Regions from separate parts of the Homo sapiens genome. Here regions 2 and 3 are each linked to region 1. Evidence: chromatin loops called from intact Hi-C (ENCODE). Cell type or tissue: pancreas. All regions are shown on one strand.

Region 1 (8,000 bases):
TATTTTTCAAGGTTTTATTGCAAACCAAAATCAGTTTATCACACACAAAAAAAGTTGTGTGATGGGATGAGGGAAGGATTGTACGTATTATAACCATGTTAATTACAGTACATTAAAATGGTGGTTTACATTACAAATAAGCCTGTAAGTTTAAATATACTAGTGTTATAACCCAATGTACAGACGTTCTTTATACAATACATACAATTATCAGGAATGCAAAAAAAAAAACATAAATAATGCCCATTTTACAGGTGACATTTTAAACAATGAAAAACACCAACGGCTCTGACTGACAACTGGGGCATTGGTCCATAAAAACCCTTTCTAAAAATAGAAATATTTGTAGCAGCAATGCTTTCTTTAAGCATCTGAATACGAGTCATTGCAAGACCATTTCAATAAATTTTAGTTATTAACCGTATCTTACAAAAAAGTCTACACATAAATTTATCTTCCAAATATGGAAGAAACAAACAATGTCCCACGTTGTAGTGTCCTGCAAGTGTCACATTGATGCTTATAACAAAATCCATCTGTGATCAGGCATACCACACTCACACGACGGTTCACACAGCATATCCACAAGGGAAAATAAAGAACTGAAACACTGCGATAGGAAAAGCTTTGGAGCTAACACAATCTCTTCAGAAAAGGCACATTTCATAATATTCGTCATCACAGCCCAGACAGATCTGCAGGAGACCTTTTTTAGAACAGCGTCCGCTTTCTAACGAAACTCCTGCCTCCGTCTAAGGCGGCACTCTAACGCTCGTTTCAGAGATAGCACCACGTTGGAAGGAAGAATAAAAATGAAAACCTCATGAGCTCACTGAGGAGAATGTGCTCTTCAAAAAGCTTCCAGCGAACAGTGTGCAATAAGATTGCTAAGCTTCCAGAGATGTGCAAATTCTCTTGTAAGATGTCCTGTCAGCTGGCGGCTCCACCAAAAGGCTAACTAAAACATTCGGAAACACACATAAAATCCTTTAAAACCAAGCCCTAACAGGGTTCAGAGGAAAGAGTCCGTGGGAGGCGCATAGGAAAAGCCTAGGAAAGCCTCGGCAGCTTCCTTGACGCTGGCTGTGACGAGGACGCTGTCAGGGGACTTGCCAATGGAGTTGGGGACAGGCTCTTCGGTAAACTCGGGGTCAAAGTGCCGTAGGTCGTTGGGCCCACTCTGTGACGGGAAGGGAAAAACACTCTTGTCAAGAACTCACACTAGACACAGGACAGGGAAATCTTGACCAGGCTTTAAATACCAAGTTTAAGTCTTATATCAACTTCCATAATCACCCACTTCAAGCACAAAATCTCAAAAGGCTACACACAGTTAAACATAAGAATAATGTTCACTTGTTGCCTTTTGGTGCTTCGAATTGATAAATGTGTCTAAAAATTATGGGAGCCTTGTTGGGACACAAAAATGTGCTTTTTATGTAGGTAAAATAACAGGTTTATGGAGAAAACATCTGCCAATGTATTCCTTCCAACCCTCCCCCAGACAATTCTGAATTAAAATAAATGCCCTTTGGGCTTCTCTATACTTAGAAGAGAGACAGATACTCACCACATTTGGGTTAAAAGGGGGAGTAATCTTCTTATTAATGAGATCATCCCAGTTAATTAAGGAGAAGAAGACATGACTCTTAATCTCCATCTGTTGATAAGAAACCCAAGATTAATTTAGACAGGTGCATTCAATAAGGGCAGGGAGGTCTAGTGCACGTCCCGGCCGGCCCAGGAGGACAGGAAAACATCACTCACGAAGTCATCCTTGGCCCCGAGCCGCTTTGTCCTGTCCTTCTGCAGGAGGCCCTCCAGGAGGTGTCTTGCGGAATTTGTAATATTTGGTTTCAGCTGGAGAGGCTTGTTCAGAATGTTGTCGTACATTTCAGCTGTGTTTCGGCTATAAAAAGGCGGCTGAAAGAAGGGGAAAATTACTTTAGACTTAATTGGAAGTTTCATATGGCACACATTACCAGTAGAGAAAAAGATATAAACGGCAATAAATATTAGGCTCGATTTGAGAAACTCTCCCCACCTCAATGCTTTCTTTTCCCTTGCTATTTAAGTGTCTACTTTGCAACCCGTGTGTGTGTTTGTGTGTGTGTGTGTGGAGGGTGAGGGGGTAGATGTTAATAAGTGGTAGTTTTTCACCACCACACAGGTTCAATGTGGTCCTATCTAGTAAAATGTGAAATGCACAAAAGAACCAGGTAAGTGATTATTCTTATGAACTATAAAATAACCAATATGCCTCTTAGCTGCTTTTGATAAGCGTACTGGTAAGGGCAAGACACCATGGCCAAGCATGGGCTGTGTGAAGGCAATATTGTAGGGAGCAGGCAGTGTTCCATGGTTCCCAATGTGCCACTCACCAGGCCATACAGCATCTCATACAAGACAGCTCCCAGGCACCACCAGTCCACAGTCCTGTCATAAGGCTGCTTATGAAGCACCTCAGGTGCGAGATACTGAAAAACAGACCAGGGAAACAGCGTTTAGAACCTGCGAAAGCAAGCAATCCCACGACCACACATTTAGTTTGAAAAAGCTGAGAGACCCAGAGCCAGCTTGGAAGATAGATATCTTTAGATTCCTTCCTGATAAAACTGCTGGACTTTTTGAGGGTGACTGGCTACCTATGTGTACTGACATTTAGGAAACTGCTGGGCACTTGATATCTCTTACTTAGGGATTTAGAAAGTTTTTATGATGCAGATCTTACTTACAAACAGCTACTTTTCAGTAAAGGAACAGAAGGACTTGGGATTTCTCATGCTACATCAAACAGCAAATGTATTTTATTTGCACTGAACTGTATTAAGAAGTCTCTGAGAGGAGTTTACTCTTTTTGGTAGTTAAGTGCATGATTGTACATCTCTCTCTTGGAAGGCGGGGGTAAACCAGGCACCAAACCAAGACAGCGCCTACCTCCGGCGTGCCACAGAAGGTGGATGTTGTGCTGTTGTGTTCAATGTTCTCCTTGCAGAGTCCGAAGTCAGTAAGGACAATGTGTCCCTGTGAATCTAGCAAAATATTCTCTGGTTTTAAGTCTCTGTAAAAAAGTGAATAGAAAAGTAGTTGCACAAGTTAATTTCACTTCATAAGATATCCTCTTAAAGATAATTGCTAAAGGTATTAGAGGCATTTTAGGTTCACTGTAGTTGTGTAGTGAAGAAAAAAGGGAGCCCTTGTTCTGCTCATCTATTCTGGATTAGGCACAATCCTACTTGGCTGGTTCCCCCTTGGCACTTAAGTCAAGCCAGCTCACGTGCTAGGGGATCTGGTTTTAGGCAACCAAGTTGCAAATAAACACAAATTATTTTAAGGCCCTATGAAACAGCCAGTGCTACGTCTCCTTTATACCAAAACTGGTAGCCTGAAGAGCTCTCAGGCTTACCTATAAACGATGTTCAGTGAATGCAGGTAGCCCAAGGCACTGGCTATTTCAGCAGCATAGAAACGAGCCCGTGGTTCCAGGAAGCAGCGTTCCCTCTGGAGATGGTAGAACAACTGCAGGAGACAGAACAAAGTCATTCTGGGTTGCAAATGAATTTAATTAGTTTTGACATACACAGCAAAAGAACAACTGCAGGAAGTGGCCCCAAGTAATCTATTAACTATAAACCTGACAGGTTGAAGGAAATGCTAATTCTGGTAACATTCTCCCCACCAAAAATCTTTGAAAACTTTTTTCTCAAACTAAAACAAAGCAGGCTGTGCAGAGACACTAAGAGTTGACTTCTATCCCCCCTGCTCACCTCTCCACCATTAATGTAGTCTAGGACAAAGTACAATTTGTCAGCAGTCTGGAAAGAGAAGTGAAGGCCCACCAGGAAAGGGTGCTTCACATTCTTCAACAGAACATTCCGCTCCGACATAATATGCTTCTCCTAGGAAAATGACGATTCAGATTTAGTGGCATGTTTCAACTTGGCACCAACATTCCAGAATCAAGATTATTCAAGGAGTGTCTACCGCCAATGCCAGCCCCATCAAGCACATCTCATACCTCTTTCTTTTTCAGGATTGCTTTCTTCTGTAAAACTTTGACTGCATAGAACACTTCTTCTGCCTTGTGTCTTGCTAGAAGAACCTGAAATTTCAATTTAAAAAAATCATTTTTCTATCCTCATCCAGGGAGAATACAAAAGAGGACATGAAGGAAGTGTACCAAAAGATCTTCAGATTTGAAATTACCTTTCCAAAACTGCCCTTTCCGATCACTTTCAAGAAGTGAAAGTCAGATGGTTTAGCATGAGGATTGGACGACGGGCCAAGGTTGATTTGCTGAGAAGGACTTGGCTAGAAAAAAAAAAAAAGAATTTCTTTTAATACCATTGCTTCAAAGGAAGACATCTATAACATAAACGATGTAGAAAATGTTACATCTACAAATGACTGATGCAAATGACCATACATCTATAAACATTCAAAACTACATTTCATCACATTTCAAATGAGTATGGAAACTGCACACAGTCATGTTGTTTCAGACAGATAAAACCTTTTTATGAAATATGCCTTTTAAAATAACCACTTTGGAGGTAAAATATGCCCAGGAAAAAAATAAAATAATACTCTGACTCAATACTTAAATATTTATATCACTTGTTATGCCATAATGAAGCATTCCTGCCTTGATACTAATTTCTAGAAATGCTATTTTAATCCATTAATGTAGGAATACTAACTGACTCCCTTACAGTTCTCCACAGATGCACGGCACATACAAAAACTTACTGGAGGAGAAGGGTTGGCATTCATAAGCTCAGGCTCCTGAGGTTGGGAGATCTTCAAGATGGACTGAACTTCAGGGCTGCAGGGAATAAAGGGCACGATTTAGAATCCAGCTCGCCACTAGGGGGCACACCAACATCAAAAGTGAGTTTCTGGCTCTACCGACTTCTACCCGGATAATTCACTGTTTAAACTGAAAATACCCCAATACATTAGTCAGTTAAAGAAAATAATAAACCCCATTAAATACAGAAATAAGGATTGTTGCTCATGGAGAAAGGCCGTGAATTCGGCCAACACGAACCATTTATCTTACATCTCCAGTTCAAGCCAAATCAGCAAATTAACTTTAATGTTTAAAATGTGTCAAATATATTAGAATTTAAGGAGAAATGAGATCCCCACCCCAGAAGAAGTCTTCGCCTTCCCGATAAACGCCGTGATGAGAATGTTTACCGCTGGCAAATTCAAACTATACTAGTTATTTCCTCAAATCCGGTCAAACTTACTGTTTGCATGCATAGGAGTTATTGGCAATCTTCTGAATAAAGTCGTTCAGACCCATCCTCCTCTGCTTCATGAAAGCTGTGGATGAAGGAGGAGAAATAAAGAAACGTTTAGACGGCTTCATAACGTCCGGCGCCACACACACTAATCTGATCCGGGACTTTCAAAAAATTTCCACTTTGCGTCTCCTGGAGCAGAAGTCCCGCAAGATTCCTGCACTCACCGATGAGAATTGCCACCATGCCCCTCATCCTGGAGTAAGTGAGGGTGCCCTTAGCAGCCTCAGTTTTCACCGTCATCACCACCGCGGGGAGACAGAAAGACGTTAGCGCTCAAAGACCGGCTCGGCGTATGCTGCGCCAGGCCGCGCGCTCGGCCTTATAAAAAAGGCACCGCCGCGGGGGCGGGGCCTGCGCGACAGTGAGAAGTGGCCCCGCCCTTCGCCTCGCCCCTCGCCCCGCCCCGGCCGCCTCGCGGTTTGCTGGCGGCTACGCTGCCTGCGGCGGGCGGTTCTGTCCCCATTGAGAGGGCGAGCCCCGGGCGGGGGCGCGAGGACCGCCCGGGGACGGCCTGGCGCAGGGCCGTTATCAGTCTCCATCGGCTCCTGGGGCAGGAGAGAGAGAACGCGCCGGCGGAGGGCGCGGGGAGGGCCGGAGAGCCCGGGGTAGTTTTCCACCTCTCTCATTTATTCCGCCGCCGGAGAAAGCCGGGTTCGCAGCGCCGAAGCGCTTCCCGGCGGGTGCGCGGCGGCCACGGTGGCTTCGCTCACTGTCCCTGCAGATACCCTCTCCCCGGCCAGGCGCCGTCCTGCGGCCGGACTCCCACCCTCCTCCCCAACCCGAGCCGGCGGTGCGCGCCACCCTCCGGGGTTTATCCCTGGGGCGCAGGCCTGCGCGCGCGACCTCGCCCGCCAGGTCCTCCCGTTCCCGCCGCCGGGACCCCGGCCCCGAGAACTCCGACGAAAGCCGGCCCCTGCCTCCAAGCCGCTCTGGGGAAGTGAGCCAAGCCCCCAGCGGGGCCGGCGGCGGCGCTTACCCAGTCCGCTCAGCAGGAAGGACTCGCTCCTTTTCTGCGCCTCGGCCCTCTTTTTGTGGCGGGGCCGCAGCAGGGACTCGAGCCGGGCTCTGGCCAGCGCGCCCTGCATCTCCCCCATGGGCAGCGGGCGGCGGGGCGCGCGGCAGACGAGAGCGACCGGCGAGCACTGACGTTTCCTTGAAGGAGCCGCCGTGACTCAGGCCGGGCAAGATTTCCTGCCCCGAGTCCCAAAACAAACAAATGGCCCTTGTGCACGGTCGGGTCGCTTCCGAAAACGCCTTTTTTGTGCTTTTGGCCAAAACCAAGCAAGGCTGAAAAATCCCAGAACTTGGAAGAGGAGGAAGGAAGGAAAGAAAGAGGGAAAAGGGGGAGGGAGAGGTCAGGAATGTGGAGGGGAGGGGGCGGAAATAAAAGTCGTCTCTGCACTAAAGGAAGAAGTACAATCTGCATTTCACTTTTTTTTTTCTGAAGTAATCTCTGAGAACATTTTGTCCGTTCCGCATGTAATTTTTTTCCTTGCATTTTTAATCTCTGCCATGCCAAGAACACGTGAGGAGGTAACAAGCGAAGGGAGGGGTAGCTTTGCCCGGGGGCAGACCTGGCGTGAACCGGGCATCCTCGATTCCTCTGTGGGGCCTGCTCCTCTCCCGCTGTCCCACCTGAAAACCCTGCAGGTCATGATACATGGTCTTAAAATCGTCCCTACCCTCCCTGGGTTTAACTCAAGGCTGCCCCAGGGCTTCTTAGTTTTGCCACCTCGCTCGCTCTTTATGTGAGTCCCACATAAACTGTGACTTTATCCTGAAAGATTAGCCGGGTGACTCCGCTGCAGAAGGCAGGGAAGAGAGGGAAGCTCGAGGCGGCGGCCCGGGCTCTGCAGAACAGCGATGCCGGTGCCTTCCAGTAACCCCGCGGCTGGGGGATGTCTGGGAGCCGCAGCCTGACCGCCGGCGCGGGGACGTGAGCCAGTGCTGGCCGGGAAGCCGCGAGCACGGCGACTGGGCCCGGAGCGGGCAGTTACAAGTTACCACTATTCGCAGGGCCAGGTACCTGGCGCTCGCTGTTGCTGTCTGCGGTGGCTGCCCTGCCATGACCTCTTGCTACCAAAGGCTCTGCCATTTTAAAGTTGCCTACTGGATCTGGCACAGTCCCGAAATACCAGCTGTCAAACCAGGAATAGCATGTGAAACGCCTTTTCCTTGGTCTTGGGCAGGGGTTTGTTTTGCAGGCAAAACCACCCCCACTTGCCCTAAAGTGAGCTCTAGTCTCAACTCCTTGGTTTGCTTTGTTGCAACAGCCCCAAACCGAGAGAAGGGAAACACATTCTCTCTCCTGGAGTCTGGCTGGGAAAGTTTGCTCAGTGCCCACACTTATAAAAAGCATTTACTGGGGCCGGGCGCAGTGGCTCACGCCTGTAATCCCAGCACTTTGGGAGGCCAAGGCGGGCGGATCACGAGGTCAAGAGATCGAGACCATCCTGGCTAACATGGTGAAACCCCGTCTCTACTGAAAATAGAAAAATTAGCCAGGCGTGGTGGCGTGCGCCTGTAGTCCCAGTTACTCGGGAGGCTGAGGCAGGAGAATCGCTTGAACCCGGGAGGCGGAGGTTGCAGTGAGCCGAGATCACGCCACTGCACTCCAGCCTGGCAACAGAGCGAGACTCCGTCTCAAAACAAACAAACAAACAAAAACAAAACAAAAACAAAAACAAA
Region 2 (8,000 bases), 290 kb after region 1:
TGGGAGGAAGCTATGCAGACAGCGTTCAAGTTGCTTTGAAGTCATCTCCAGGTAGGGGAGTGATGGTGACCTCTGGCTGTCTAGGAGATGCAGCCTAGGCATCCGCCATACTCTTGGAGTTTGTGTGTTTTTGTTTGTTTTTGAGACAAGATCTCACTCTGTCACTCAGGCTGGAGTGCAATGGTGCAAACACGGCTTACTGCAGCCTCAACTTCCCAGGCTCAAGAGATCTTCCTACCTCAGCCCCCCAAGTAGCTGGGACTATAGGCCATCACCACCACGCCCAGCTAATTTTTGTATTTTTTGTAGAGATGGGGTTTTGCCACGTTGCCCAGGCTGGTCTCGAACTCCTGGGCTCAAGCGATCTGCCTGTCTCGGCCTCCCAAAGTGCTGGGATTACAGACGTGAGACACCACATCTGGCCCGAGTTTGTGTTTTTAGCCTAATTTCTGTGTACGATGTTTTATTCGATGTAAAAATGTAGCCTAAATTCTGTGTACAATGTTTATGATATTATAGTGCGCTTTTTAGGTTTAAAATAATGTGCTATAGCCATATATAGGCTATGCGAATTTGAGGTTGCTTCTACATGTATCTCAAAATCATGAGGTTGCTTGCTGCCATGCCATTCATTGGTCAGGTGCCAATCACTAATGGTAAGGAGCTGGGGATTGCACCACAGTCAATAGTCAGAGGCTACACAGCTTTTTGTTGTTGTTGTTGTTAAAATAAAAATGAAAACGAAAGACAAGGTGAGTGAGTATATAGCTAGAATTTTTATTTCTCTCTACCTCCAATTTGTCAAGACTTTGGGTTGTAGCATTCCAGTTTATTGGAAACAACCTTGGTTTCAATTATGTTTACCCAAAGCCAAATTCAAGTCAGTTTTCAGGATGTTTGATTTTTCTCCTGTTGATTGGGTTAATTTTATGTTTTCTGCATAGTTGTTTTGTGAAAAAAAAATTGTGTAGGAGCTATAACTATCATATAACTATCAAATGTCTTCGTTGTAATGTTTTTCATCCACTAACTGTGTGACTTGAAACAAGCCCTATGACCATTCTGTTTCACTTACACAACCTGTGAAATGAGGATAATATCTGACATGTATCCTCTTTCAGAAATTCTCTGAAAGCATACTTTATGCTGATAGAGGAAAAATGACACATTGCATTTAAAGCCTTATTAATCCTCTCATCTGAGGATAATTTTCATGTCTCTATATGCCTCAGTAGGTAGCCTAAGATTATGGGAAAAAAGGAAATGTTGAACTATTTTGTGTACAATTTCTAGGAAGGAAGTGCATTTTTTAAAAAATATTTATTCATTTATTTATTTATTTATTTATTTATTTATTTATTTTTAGACAGTTCTTACTCTGTCACCCAGCCTGGAGTCTAGTGGTGGGATCTCGGCTCACTGCAACCTCTGCCTCCCGGGTTCAAGCAGTTCTCCTGCCTCGGCCTCCCGAGTAGCTGGGAATACAGGCGGTGCGCCACTATGCCTGGCTAAGTTTTGTATTTTTAGCAGAGATGGGGTTTTGCCACATTGGCCAGGCTGGTCTCAAACTCCTCAACTCAAGTGATCCACCCGCTTCAGCCTAGGAAGTGCATTCTTCTCTTGACTTTTCTCTTTATGTGCTGAATACAGTAGACCATTTCACTGGGGCCACCTGGTACCACGAGGTGACCTATGGACAAAGACAGTGGCCTGACTGAAGGTTTCTCAGGACCAGATGGGTAGGAATCTGCCCACTTTCCCTGGACTGCTTTCTTCAGGTCATCTTTCATGTGAGAGAAAAGTAGATTTCTTTTTTTTTTTTTTTTTTTTTTTTTTGAGACAGAGTCTTGCTCTGTTGCCCAGGCTGGAGGGCAGTGGCATGATCTCAGCTCACTGCAACTCCCACCTCCCAGGGTTCAAATTACTCTCCTGCTTCAGCCTCCTGAGTAGCTGGGATTACAGGCGTGTCCCACCATGCCCAGCAACATTTTTGTGTTTTTAGAAGAGATGGGGTTTCACCATGTTGGCCGGGCTGGTCTCGAATTTCTGGCTTCAAGTGCCCACCTCAGCCTCTCAAAGTGCTGGGATTATAGGCGTGAGCCACTGTGCCCAGCTTGAGAGAGAAGTAGATTTCTTTTTTGTGTAAGCTGCAGTCATTTTGGATTTTCTACCATGGGCAGCCAAACCTAACCTTCACTAATGCACACCTGTGATTTGAAAGTGTTTGGGTGCTCTTAGAAGCCACCATTTATGTCTTCTCGTTTTACTTCTTCAATAATCCTATAAAGTGCAAGGAATAAGAATTGTCATTCCTGCCGGGCGCGGTGGCTCACGCCTGTAATCCCAGCACTTTGGGAGGCCGAGGCGGGCGGATCACGAGGTTAGGAGTTTGAGACCAGCCTGGCCAGCATGGTGAAACCCCATTTCTACTAAAAATACAAAAAATTAGCCGGGCATGGTGGCGCATGCCTGTAGTCCCAGCTACTCGGGAGGCTGAGGCAGGAGTATTGCTTGAACCCAGGAGGCAGAGGTTGCAGTGAGCCAAGATCGCGCCATTGTACTCCAGCCTGGGTGACAGAGAGAGATTCCGTCTGACAAAAAAAAAAAAAAAAAAAAAAAAAGAATTGTCATTCCCATTCTCCAGTCAAAGAAACTGACCTTGTAAGATGTCGAGTGACTTGCATGTGGTCAATTAGCAAGTAGAGAAGCTGGAACAAATAGAGGCGTATTATCTCTTTAAAACAAATCACACATATGCTTACACTCAAACATGGTGCACAGGCTTTGGAGTAAGATAGACCTGACTTCACATTTTTGTGTCTCATTCCTGTAGCTTTAAGCAAATTACCTACTTTTTCTGATCTTCATTTCCTTATCTGCAAGATGGTAAACAACATCTCTAGCGATTAAGAATTCCAAATGAGATAATGTTGGTGGTCCTGCTCCAGGGTGTGGTATATAGTAGATACTTAGTAAATAGAGCTCTATTGTCAGCAGAGGCTTATCCTTCTAAAGATTATTTATACTGTGACACAAAAAGGGTAAAAAAAAAAAAAAGGAAGAAAAAAAAAAACATTATTCAAATATGGAAGTAAAATGGAGTGTAAACGAGAGCCTAGAAAGGATGTTTCAGCTTGAAGTTCTGCGTCCATAAGGAATTTGAAATATTTTGATAACTTTCTGGTTTTAAAGACCAGATTAGGCTGGGCATGGTAGCTCACACCTTTAATCCCAGCACTGTATGAGGCTGAGCAAGGCAGGTTGATTGCTTGAGTCCAGGAGTTTGAGACCATGCTGGACAGCATGGCAAAACCCCATCTCTACCCAAAGACAAAATCAAAAATTAGCCAGGTGTGGGGACGTGTACCTGTAGTTGCAGCTACTTGGGAGGCTGTGGTGGGAGGATCCCTTGAACCCAGGAGGCCACGGCAGCAGTGAGCTGTGATGACTCCACTGCACTCCAGCCTGGGTGACAGAGTCATACCCCGTGTCCAAAACAAAAGAAGAGTGAGAATAAGAATAATAAGAAGAAAAAGACCAAATTAGTGGGCCTGGATGAACATGTTTTTCGAACCCCTGGAACATCCTAAACGTATTTCTTTCTATCTGTATTTGCCATTAAATGTCACAGAAAAATAATCTTTGCTTTTAAGCCCCTCATGAAGCTCAAGAAGACGAGAAAGTAGCCATTCCAAAGAAATTTTATTTCATTTATTTTATTCTATTTATTTATTTATTTTTCACATGGAGTCTCCCTCTGTTACCCAGGCTGGAGTGCAGTGGTGCACACGCCTCACACTGTGACACAGCGGGAGAGCCCAGAGCGACAGCTGTTGGAATGACTGCACTCTTCCTGCTCAAGTCTGACCTTTCCAAGGTAGGATTTGATTACAACTAGCAATATGGAATTACAAGCAGGGAGAGGTGCCGAGACCACAAGACATCAGGAGACTAAAATAGCAAGGTGGTGAGGCAATCTGCCTTTTATTCCCCTTTCAAGCTATGAGAAGTAGGCAAATGATGCGGCTGAACAATGCCTCCTTGACTTCAGGATATAAAAACTACTTTCATGAGCTTCAAGTCAGGGTAAGTGGGGAAAATGACAATAAAAGTAAATTTAAAAAACCACATTTAAACCCAGTCAACTTAGGATATTTTGTAGTACAAGCGCCAATCTATATGGTTCCTCTGAGATGCCCACATCGCAGGAAGCCTCAAATTTAACTACCAGAAATATTCTGAGAAAATAAAATAAGAAATTCTAAGCTTATAAACGCTTTTGTATGTGCTATTTTAGGTAGTTTTCAGTATGAGTCATTTATCTCCTCCCACAACCGAACTTCAATCATGTTTCAGCTTATTCTAATTAGTTTCTCATTATCTTTTAAATTATTATTTATTTCTGCATGTATTCCTTCCTCAATTTTTAAAAATGTATTATTAAATTTATTGTTGGTAACTCTTTTTCTCAGAAACTCTAAGTTTCAAGAATTTCTCTTATTGTTATTATTATGTTTTGAGACAGAGTCTTGCTCTGTCACCCATGCTGCAGTGCAGTGGTGCAATCTTGGCTCACTGCAACCTCCATGTCCCCAGTTCAAGCGATTCTCGTGCCTCAGCCTCCCGAATAGCTGAGATTACAGGCGTGTGCCAACACACCCAGCTAATTTTTCTATTTTTAGTAGAGACACGGTTTTGAACTCCCGGCCTCAAGTAATCCGCCCACCTTGGCCTCCCAAAGTGCTGGGATTACAGGCATGAGCCACTGTGCCTGGCCAAGAGTTTCCTATATGATGCAGTCATGCTCTGAAAAGGATAAGCAATAATCTAATATGCAATATACAATGCAATAATAATATATGCTTGTATATGTATAATATTTTATAACTACAAAGACTTTCACATATATTATCTCATTTAATCCTGAACACACAATAGCATCCAACCCTCCTCCTTTTCCTCCTGAGCACAGTGTTAAATGTTCCCTATGCAATGTCTCTAGAGATGAAAGAGTCAGGAGAGAAAGACATTAAGGAATATATTTGGATATATTAGGGGACCATGAAAGGTAGTTGAACCAACACTGCATAACCTAGGCATGAGCAGTCCCAGGAGGAGTGGCTTCTCTGCTGTTTATTTCTACTATCTGGTATTGGGCAAGTTAGAACCTCTTCAGACCTCTGTTTGCTCATAGGCAAAATTAACACATACCTGCCCTGACTCCCCGACAGAGCTACCATGAGAATCAAATTAGGTAACATGTGAGAAAATATTTTATAGTTTGCCAGATGCCAAATAAATATTTTTATGAACTTTCTTTCTGTACTTCACTCTTGTGGCATCAACATTTGTGGCATTAACCTAAACAGAAGCCTCAGTCAATTAAAGAATAGAAAAGATAAACATTTTTAGAACTGTAAAGCGTGTTCTAAGAGTTTCTTGGCCATTTGACTTTTCTTATAATCAAAACATAAAGCCATTCACCTGGCAGCTGGGTACCTGAATTATAATTTAGTAACAGTTGCGCTCAAGAGGAAACCAAGATCCTATAGGACCTTTCACAAATCAGGGTTCTTATTTTTTATTATTCTCAAAGTGAAGTCTGCAGACCACCTGCATCCAAATCCCATGGCATAATTATAAACATTTCTGATTGCTGCACCCTGCTTTTACCTACTGAATCAGAAGCTCCCAGAATATGGGCCCAGAAACAAACCTTTTTTTAGAAAACACACTAGCTGATACTTATGCTCACTAGTCCAAGAAACCCAGAACTTACTGGTTGAAATTTGCAAGTTGTAAGAGAACATTTGTTCTTCATTTCTTTCCAGCAGTAACAAGATTTCTCTATCAACATTCTATTAAAAACAGATATGAGCACGTATGTGAAATAAAAGCAGCACTCCACTTGTGTGCAAAATTTGACATCATTTTTTTGAAAGTGCCTTGAAGTAATGTTATCTCAGCTTTCTTTAATTGGATGGTGCATTTATAGGAGGAGTTTGGAAAACATATTCTCTTGCAGTGTTATTCCTGACCTCTACTCAAAAAACTAACAATCTCACAAGCAGTTAAATTGATAACCAACCAGTCATTCTCCAATTAGGAGCCTCAACTCACTTCAAGTAATAACATTAAAATTCTCCAAGTGTTAGCAGTCTGCACTGTACCTTGAAATAAAAAGATAGAGATTTTGCCTTTGGTGTTCAATAAATATAGAATAATATAATATAATTTCAGAAGCTATAAGCTTATTATCAATCAGCTTCATAGAAACACAGGACTAAAATGGATTACTCATTACTAAGTCAACAGACAACTATGTGCCTGGCACTGATCTAGGGTTAGGGCCAGAGGAGTAAATAAAGCAAACAAAGCTTCCCCGGCACTTACATTCTGGTTGGGGAGGAAGAGTGTGCAGGAAATAAAGAACAGGCTAACATTTAATATTTCTAACATATCAAATGGCATGTTAGAAGATGATAAGAATAATGGAAAACAGTTTACTGCAACAGAGTTTTCAGAAGGGATTAGATTGCAATTCTAAATATGAATAACACAGCAAAAAGCAAAAAAAAAAAAAAAAGGATTTTTTTTGGCTGGTACACATGGGTATTAGTTTGTACTCTTGAAAGCTAATGGAATATCCATAGACCCTACTATACTAAATTTTAAACTCTAGGCACTGCAAAACGAGAATACTATCCACTTCTTCACACACATTTGTAGCCACCTTTACATTAGAGGCACCATCTGTAGTTATGACTGGTCTCTTTTTTCCCTGAGGTATGATCCTGTCTTCTTATCATTCCTGATATCTTCTTTCACAATTGTGCCCTAGGTAATGGTGCTCAGAAAAAGAAGCCAATCAGGAGATCTGTTTTCTGTGCCCTTTTAACACTTCTAACTCAGGCACCCAAACCAGCCTGTAGCAGAAAGAGCATCAAAGCCATCCTCTGGACTCTACACAAGGTCTGTGGATATTCAGTTAGCTTGCAAGAGTGCAAACTAATACCCATGAGTACCAGCCAAAAAATACCCTTTTTTTTTCTTTTTGCTGTGTTATTCACATTTAGAATTGTAATATGACCCTGTCAGAAAACTCTGTTGCAGGAAATTTTTGGAAAAGAACATGTAGCTTATCTGTGTCTATGAAGTCCTTGTTATTGTGGGGAAAAGAAAAGAAAACAAAAACATCGACAGCTATATATTTTCTTTTTATTACTTACTATCATTCCAGACTAAAGTGGGGAGCCCCCTTTTTTTTTTCCAGAAACATAGCAGCAGCAGAGATGTCGCTATTGTGATCAGAATTACTTTGGTAGGTGTGTTTTGGGTTTGATTTACTTTTTCACATTTGTCTTTCTGTTTATATAAAATATTTTCCTAGGGAAAAATACATGCTAAAGTTAAACTTCACATGAGTTAACTACCTACAAATTACAGCTGTTAGCCATTTTTAATAAAACACTATCCACTGCACTATAAAAACGGACTTCATTTTCATATTGTTAATGTTATTCCACTGAACAGTGCGGTTAGAAATCCCAGAAGCAAATGCAGTACAAATTGTAGAGCAGCTGTGTAGAGGTGACTTCTAATCATAATTGAACACAAACGAGAACAAATAAATCAAGGACGAAACTTCTCAACTTCTGATGCCTGGCAATGTCAGTTTTAAAGCCAGATACATACCAAGTGCCTTGCAAAAAAAAAAAATTACACAGCAGCTAGAAGAGTGACAGCAGAACCCCCACTCTTTCTGGGAACACTCCCATATACCAGAAGCACAAGGACTTTAATTTGAAACCTGATTACATATTTGAAATTGCTGGTGTTCCTGACTTTAGCTTCTTGGCAGAAATGCCAGCTGAGTGTGCACATAGCACAGGTGGTCGATGGCAAACAAGACACCTCACAGCTGCAGGCAAGGAGCTGCTTCTAAGGGCATACAGTCTGGACAGTGCCAAGGCAGATAGGCATCATACAAAGAGAGAGGA
Region 3 (8,000 bases), 650 kb after region 1:
AAAAAAAAAAAAAAAATCCTACCAACTACTTTGAAGAAATGTTTTAACTTTCATAATAGAAATTGTTAAACAAAAGTAAAGATAGCCTAATGAACCTCCTTCACCTGCCACCAGGCTTCAGTAATTGTCAACATTCTGCCAGTATTCTTTTCTCAGAAGAAATTTAAGAAGGGTGGAACCACAGGTCAAATTCAAGGAGTTGCTCAGCAGAGTTGCCCAAGACAATCTCCCCCCTCATTTTTCTTCATCTCCTCCACCAGCCCTTCTCTGACCCAACCAGGGATCAACTGCTTTTTGTGAACCAGATGAACTGTGCTTTGAACCATCACCATGGCAAATAGAAGAGGGTTTCTCATAACCCTGGTTAGGACATCTCCAAAGTCATGTTACTCTCTAGCACAAGACTCGTATCAGAAGCATCTTGGGATGACTCTGACATAAATATATTCAAGATCAATTTTAGAAATTGACGTACTACTCTGAGTCTGATACAGACATCCCTGTGACTCATAATTTCTTTTTTTGCCCAGGCTGCTTTATCAATACATGGAAAATGTAGTTCAGTCGCAGCTGCTAAAATTTACAAATATACTTCTATTTTGTGATGCTGTGTTTGAACTGATGTTGGTAATGTTACTGTTTTTATGTTCATGGGCAGTCTAATAATTTTTATATTTTGACTCATGTTAGAAATTACTCAACTCTGACTATTATCTTGATTTTTCCATCATTTTTGGTCAAGCATATTAACAATTTGGCTTGACTAAAGGAAGCTAGAAATGAATATAAGAAACACCAAGCCTTAGAGTAACTCAAGAAGGAAATAGACTTTCTGCATTGTTCCAAGGGAAAAGAGGAGACATTGGAACTTATGTTGAACTTGGTCTAGTAACCACAATAAAAGTGGTTACTCTGCTCTGAACTTGGAGTCCACAGCACCCATGGCTGGACTTTCTACCCTGAATTCAGTCCCTTAATGACTGAGCTTGCTGGCAGGCACCCAGTGTCTCAGCTGAAGATTACACCTCAGACCCTAAACTCTCCTAGCTCCCTAATTTCTCATTTTGGTTAAGTATGCCTGCAGAGACGACTTGCACTAATTCCCACTTAGACATACCCAGATTTGAGACTACATCCACTTTTCTTAACATACACATGTCCTTACCCCCCCTTAAAAAATGCTGACCTAGTTTAAGTTGCCATCCAAAATTTTTCTTATGTAAATCCCTACTACTACACACAACTGAGCCTTTATCACCTCTTAAAGTCCTCCAGGACTTTGCAGATATAGTCCATCTCATAAACTCCTTAGTCTTAGATAACCTAAGGCTCAGAACATCCTACGTCCTAATGAGGGTATCTCCAACTTCTGCTCATTTGTTCATTCAACCACTGGTAACATGTTCAAGGCACTAGAAGCTGTTATCAACCCACATACTTACAGTCCTGTAGAGGCAGAGACTTTGACACAGAAGGATGATACCTTGAGAAGTGTTAGCTCTTTTCCACCTGACTTTCCATTAATGACATGCCATAAACCTCCTCTTGACACCTAGCTCCAGCATGCTTCTTGCGGCTTTCTGAGTGAATCTTGGATAACATTGCTTTGCCCAGGAAGGTAACCTCACAAATAGGCTGTTCCTATTTCCACACATCTCAAATTCATCTAGTATGAAGCTTCAGAAATGACACCTGACATGGCAGATGTTCCTCTAAGCATCCCCATGGATGTCATAAACCCTCACCCCCAACCCTTCAGTCTCTCAGAGGTTCTAACACTTGCTTCATGCTAGTGAACTCAGGCATGTTCTTCATCTCTCTGAACCTCAAGAAGCAAATAACATTTTCCAGTGCACGTGGGAGAGGCAGGGGATGATGAATGAAGCAGCAGGCGCAGAGACCCCCACTGAGTGGCAGAGGTACTGTGAGGCTGCCTTTCTGACAATAACCCAGGTCTAGTGGGACTGGAGCCCCCAACAAAAACCGAGGGCAGATCCTAGAGGAGCACCATTCTTTATCTTCTTCTCAAGATTGGGAGGGACACGCTGTTCACACTAAACTCTGCATCTGGAATTTGGGCCTAGACATGCCACAAAGCCTTCTCCTCTTTCATGGCTCTGCTTCTTTCCAGACCACAGCAGCAATTGTCTCAAGAAACTCTGGCCATCCCTGTTGAGGGACCCAGGCAACAAGGCAAGTTTCTGGTTTTTTGGAGCTTCCAAGCCCTCGCTGAAACCATCTCTACCACCTTAAAAGCTTTAGCTGGCACGCTTAGGAAAGTCTTACGAAGTACATAGAGATTTCTTGGATCATTTTCAATTACTAAAGGAAGGTACCAATTGTTAAAGAAAACAAAAAATTACCCACAATGACTGTGAAGTCTTTTTATTCCCCACTCTAGGTAATTTGTTCTGATTACCACCGTTCCAAAAGACAAGATTACACACCAGTGAAGCAAAGAGATAAAAGGGGGAAATCTGTTCCCTGCTGAGGCCGTATCAGAGCTCAACCCGTGTTTGGAAGCAAAGGCAATTTTTTTTTCAGCCCTAATGAAGCCTTGTTAACTATGAACCCTGGGGCTGAACTGATCTAGTGAGAGGAGTTATTTGGTGGGTGGTGGAGGGGGTTTAACAGCGGATTGGTACATTCAGAGATTATTATCATTCTTATCTTTCTTCTTAAAGCAAAAGAACTTAAATATGTACTAAAAACTGTTCTCACTGGGGTATAGAAAGGAATTGGAAGAACAAAATTGAAGTCCATCATCTCCTTCAGACAGAAATATATATGACCCACATTTGTAAGAGACAGACTACGCCTTGCTTCTTTCTCCCCCCTATGTTGCCAGTTCTCTTTGTCAGCAACTCTCTTGTCCTACTGGGATAACGTTTTAACTGTGGTACATAGGTTAGAAGCACACTATTTGTTTACAAGGGGATAAATGGTTGTTGCAATTACCGTAAAAAGCAGCAAACAAATGACCTTCAGGACTTGCCAGGAAAAGCAGTGGGTCTTTCTATGTGTTGAAACAATCTGGGCTCCACTGATGGTAAACACGAGGCAGAGACATGGATCTGGATGTGTCCTCTGGGGAGGGGGCAGGGATTGACACAGTTACAGAATTTGATCCACCCCATATTCTTCCCTTGGAGTTTAATTTCCATATAACTGAAAACATCTGAAGCAAACAGAGAGAAGCACTGCTGGACAGACCCATATCACAAGAGTAGGCAAAAAAAAAAAAAAAAAAAAGGAGCTCAAACACAACAGCTAGGTGTTTGATGTCATTCAATGATTCAGTTATGACTTAAGCGAGCTTCGGAAGTCGTGCGTCAAATGATAACCTGCATGAGAGAACTCAGTATAGAGCTGGCCTCAAGCACAAGGACATAGTTCTACAACTACAGACCCTAAAAAAAATTCATCATGGAAAAAAAAATAATAGAATTTTTCCCCTGGAGAAGCTTATGTTTAGATATTAGATACGTAAAAGACTGAACTATTTGTATAACCTCTAAGATTCTTTCCAGCTCTACAATTCACTGCATACATAAATGGGAAATGTTTAGGCCCAGGAGGCATACCAATGTGTACAAGTATACTGTTATTCATTTGATTCTTGCCCCGTATGCTTTACAGAGTCTAATTATCTAAATGAGATTTGGTTAAATAAAAATTGATATTTCTGTATGACAAGTATATATTTACATAAAAGGCAATACATATCCCCACAGTTTTCATTAAAATGGAAAAATAAAACGTATTTTAAAAAGTAATTGGAGAAGTTTTAGAAAGCACCTGGTTGAGGATTTCTTTGTTTTACAAATGAGGAATCTCAGGGAATCTTGGAGGTCTGTTCCTTCCAGGCCTCATTCCAGGGAGGGGCAGATTTGGAACTAGAGCCCAGGCCTCCAGGCTCTCACGCCTCTGTGGTCCGTGGTCCGTGGTCCGGGGCTTAGGTTGGCCGGTAGGGGTAGGGTAATAAATCTCATTCGCCAAATGAGGAAACAGCGTCATCTAGTGGAAATTTATCAGCGTATTCTAGACATGCTGTTATCCCTAGCTCTGCTGTCCCTAATTTCCCAAGACAACATTTCTGGACCATTTTCTCTCCCCCATGTTTCCAAAGCCCAAGAATCTCCCAGTGGGGCCCCCTCCTACAACCTCCTCACCCCACAGCATATTTCAGTCTCTTCTCTGCCAAACTTTCCAACATAGCCCCAGGAATCAATCATTTGCCTCAAGGGCCACCGGGGCTGTTGTCCTTTGAGTGTTTTTTGTTTCAAGTTTTCATCAAAATAACCCTGTTAACCACGGCTTCAGGCCTTTACCAAATGGTGTGGCAAATCAATTCCATCATTTATGAAGATCCAGATAGATACTGCTTTTCATTCAGCCACACTGAGATGATCCTTGTTTTTCCCCTGCTACCATCAAGTTAGGACACTTTGGTTGCTTTTGAAATAATTCATCAGGGAATTTCCCAGGACAGTTCTGTGACCAAGCATGTGGACAAGCTTCAGTCAAAACTTAGGAGGTATTAAATAGAAAACAAAACATGTAACAAGTAATTATCCCATATGATAAATGTTCCATTATGAGAAAGCACAAAGGGAAGGGGGAAATTCATTCTGCTGAGGTTAGAAAAAGCTGCATGCAAGAGGAAACACTAGATCTGAGTTTTGAAGGAGATAGATGGGCCTTTGATTTCTAAAGAAATGGGTGTGGTATGCTAGGCAGGGGGAACAGCAGAAGCAAAGGTCAGGAGTCCTGAGAGTACAGCATGTGATAAAGGATCAGGGCCCAAGAAGATGGGTGGGAAGTGATGTGGAAGGCAGTTCAGGACTGGAACAGAAAGATGCTTAGATGCCATCGCAGAAAACTTTTTTTTTTTTTTTTGAGACGGAGTCCCACTCTGTCACCCAGGCAGGAGTGCAATGGTGCGATCTCAGCTCACTGCCACCTCTGCCTCCCAGTTTCAAGCGATTTTCCTGCCTCAGCCTCCTGAGTAGCTGGGATTACAGGCACACACTACCACGCCCAGCTAATTTTTGTATTTTTAGTAGAGATGGAGTTTCACCATGTTGGTCAGACTGGTCTCAAACTCCTGACCTCATGATCCGCCCACCTTGGCCTCCCAAATTGCTGGGATTACAGGTGTGAGCCACCACGCCTGGCCGAAAACTTGGATTTTAGATGCAATTAGACACTATCAAATTATGGGCCACAGCAAAAAAACTGTGTTTGAAGTCTCCAGGTAATAAAGTACTTTATTCATCCCAGCTGTTTTGAAGCTACTTTCTACATAAAATGGTTCCCTTATTTCATGGCTTGTGAAACAGGCTCTGAAAATGAATTATTTGTCAATGCAGGGACAGGAACTCAGATCTGTTGGCTCCCAGTCCATTTCTTCATAGTAAAGAGCTAAGAGCATGAAATGCTTATTAGAATAATTAAAAATTTTTAAATTAGAAAATCTTGTAGGTCTTCCTCTGATTTTTGTTCCTGTATAAATCCTCTAAAAGTATTAAATATATGTAATTGTCTTTTAATCATATCCCCCCATCCAATCCGAGTCTGCTATATAAATGAGAAAATAATCCAATAGGCAATCTATTTGAAAGCACTAATACGAGAAACAGAAAATTTTCAGACTAAAAGAGATGATAAAAGAGGCAAATGTAAACCACCATGGACTGAAGAATACAACATGAGAGAAGCAAAAGCTTTGTAAAGATTTCTAGGAAATTCTGATTCCATTGGTTTCATGAGGACATCAATCACACTGATGTTGTTACCGAAACACCAAGGGTTCAGTCTAGGTCCTGCTGCTGGCTGCACAGAAAACCAATCACTGAGATGATGACATGCCAAGGAAGAAGGCTTTAATTGGGTGCTACATCCTAGAAGATGGGGGCTCAGTCTCAAATCCATTTCCCTGGCCAGGCATGGTGGCTCATGCCTGTAATCTCAACACTTTAAGAGGCTGAGGCAGGCAGATTGCCTGAGGTCAGGAGCTTGAGACCAGCCTGGCCAACATGGTAAACCCCATCTCTACTAAAAATACAAAAATTAGCTGGGCATGGTAGCACACACCTGTAGTCCCAGCTACTTGGAAGGCTGAGGCAGGAGAATAGCTTGAACCTGGGAGGCGGAAGTTGCAGTGAGCTGAGATTGCACCACTGCACTCCAGCCTGGGTGACAGAACAAGACTCCATCTCAAAAAAAAAAAAAAAAATCCATTTCCCTTATCAACTGAAACGTGGGTTTATATAGCAGGGAGAAAAATGTAACAATGTGTAAGAAAACAGGAACTAGGGAGGGGCAAAGAAGAAATCATGACGAATGAGGGGTCAGGCATCTCATTGTCTGGATCTGGTGACTTCGTGAATTTCAGTCCTTTGATACTTTTTTTGAGAGGTATGAAAGTCCTTTCATAAGAAAGGAACTCAGATAAAACGAATATTAGTTTCAAGCTTTAAGACTAGAAAGGTCAATTTCTATGTTTATCAAAAAGAACTGTCTATGGGACCATTGGGTCAGTTTTTTTGTTTTGCTTTGTTTTGTTTTTTGAGACGGAGTCTTGCTCTGTCACCCAGGCTGGAGTGCAGTGGTGAGCTCTCCGCTCACTGCAAGCTCTGCCTCCCAGGTTCATGCCATTCCCTGGCCTCAACCTCCCGAGTAGCTGGGACTACAGGCACCCGCCACCACACCTGGCTAATTTTTTTTTTTTTTTTTTTTTAAGCAGAGATGGGGTTTCACCATGTTAGCCAGGAAGGTCTCAATCTCCTGACCTCGTGATCCACACGCCTCGGCCTCCCAAAGTGCTGGGATTTTAGGCGTGAGCCACTGCGCCCGGCCAGGGTCGGTTTTGATGTCAGAAAAGGATAGTACGTAGATGTCATTAAAAGACAATCATGGCAACCAACTCTAACTTGGTTATTTAGAGGCCAGCATTTCTTTCTTTCTTTCTTTCTTTTTTGAGATGGAATCTCGCTCTGTCTCCAGGCTGGAGTGCAGTGGTGCGATCTTGGCTCACTACAACCTCTGCCTCTGGGTTCAAGTGATTCTCCTGCCTCAGCCTCCCGAGTAGCTGGGACTACAGGTGTGCCACCACACCCAGCTAATTGTTGTATTTTTAGTAGAGACAGGGTTTCACCATGTTGGCCAGGATGGTCTCAATCTCTTGACCTCATGATCCACCCACCTCAGCCACCTGAAGTGCTGGGATTATAGGCATGAGCCACCGCGCCCGGTCAGCATTTCTTTGTAAGAGCTTTCTAGGTCAGGTGCAGTGGTTCATGCCTGTAAACTCAACACTTTGGGAAGCCAAGGCGGGGGAGATTACTTGAAGCTAGAGTTCAAGATAAACCTGGGCAACAAAATGAGACCCCATCTCCACAAAAATAAAAAGACAAAAACATTAACCAGGTGTGGTAGCACATGCTACTTGGGAGGCTGAGGTAGGAGGATGGCCTGAGCCCAGGAGTTCAAGGCTACAGTGAGCTATGATCACACCACTACACTCTAGCCTGGGTGACAGAACCAGACCCAGTCTCTAAGAAATGAAAGAAGGAAAGAAAGAAAAGAAGGAGAGGGAAGGGGGAAAGAGGGGGGAGGGGAAGAACGTTGTTTCCGAAATTGGTCAGTGTTTCCTATTCCTGCTTTGCTTATACAAGCAGAGTATCTCCTTGCTAAAATCTTGACTCAAAAGGCAACCCAGCCACTCCTGCTCTTGTTTCTCTTATTAGCTATATTTATTCAATTGCCAGGTCTTGCAAAACTCTACTCCATTTTCCAGGCCTTGGCAATAGATAATACAAGATATGTGTCTGGGCTGACATTTTTATCCAAATGAATGCCAGATATTTCACAGAGAGCTAAAAGCTAAAATCATATGATGTGGTGCACTGGCCAATGTGGTTACTGCAGTATTTCATGTCAAGGCTAGCATTCCATTCATCATTCATCAAGTGAACACCCAGTGGGATAAGGAACAA

Evidence for each region. Peaks named below come from ENCODE experiments on the same cell type or tissue, not always from the same donor. Only the 100,000 strongest peaks of a DNase experiment are listed, where the experiment ranks them.
Region 2: a loop joins it to region 1, with 4 times the contacts of the local background. A loop is called at or near these places in 10 of 110 quality-filtered maps.
Region 3: it touches region 1 in a loop (31-fold over the local background); 95 of 110 quality-filtered maps call a loop at or near these places.

Annotation. Positions count from the first base shown.
Region 1 is chr6:134,169,256-134,177,255 of GRCh38, forward strand. It overlaps SGK1 (serum/glucocorticoid regulated kinase 1), which reads right to left. Exons shown (of 14, transcript NM_001143676.3): 4 at 5,256-5,331; 5 at 4,750-4,825; 6 at 4,207-4,311; 7 at 4,019-4,102; 8 at 3,768-3,899; 9 at 3,407-3,519; 10 at 2,938-3,061; 11 at 2,382-2,477; 12 at 1,768-1,923; 13 at 1,571-1,660; 14 at 1-1,180. The coding sequence ends at 1,013. Among named protein-coding and RNA genes, the nearest start is that of SLC2A12, 120 kb to the left of the region's middle. RefSeq lists silencers at 5,560-5,959, 6,070-6,349, 6,276-6,570 and an enhancer at 5,698-6,199. In pancreas, a CTCF peak has its summit at 4,871 (motif pointing right); DNase peaks (open chromatin) are centred at 5,726, 6,136, 6,436, 7,256 and 2 weaker places; H3K4me3 peaks cover 5,883 bases; H3K27ac peaks cover 8,000 bases.
Region 2 is chr6:134,460,973-134,468,972 of GRCh38, forward strand. All of the region lies in intron 2 of CT69 (cancer/testis associated transcript 69), which reads right to left. LINC01010 (long intergenic non-protein coding RNA 1010) reads left to right here. Exons shown (of 3, transcript NR_038217.1): 2 at 3,769-3,877. Among named protein-coding and RNA genes, the nearest start is that of CT69, 14 kb to the right of the region's middle. In pancreas, no CTCF peak of the experiment used is centred here; no DNase peak of the experiment used is centred here; H3K27ac peaks cover 2,946 bases.
Region 3 is chr6:134,819,103-134,827,102 of GRCh38, forward strand. The region is part of intron 2 of LOC101928277 (a long non-coding RNA gene); the gene reads right to left. Among named protein-coding and RNA genes, the nearest start is that of ALDH8A1, 130 kb to the right of the region's middle. In pancreas, a CTCF peak has its summit at 4,027 (motif pointing left); no DNase peak of the experiment used is centred here.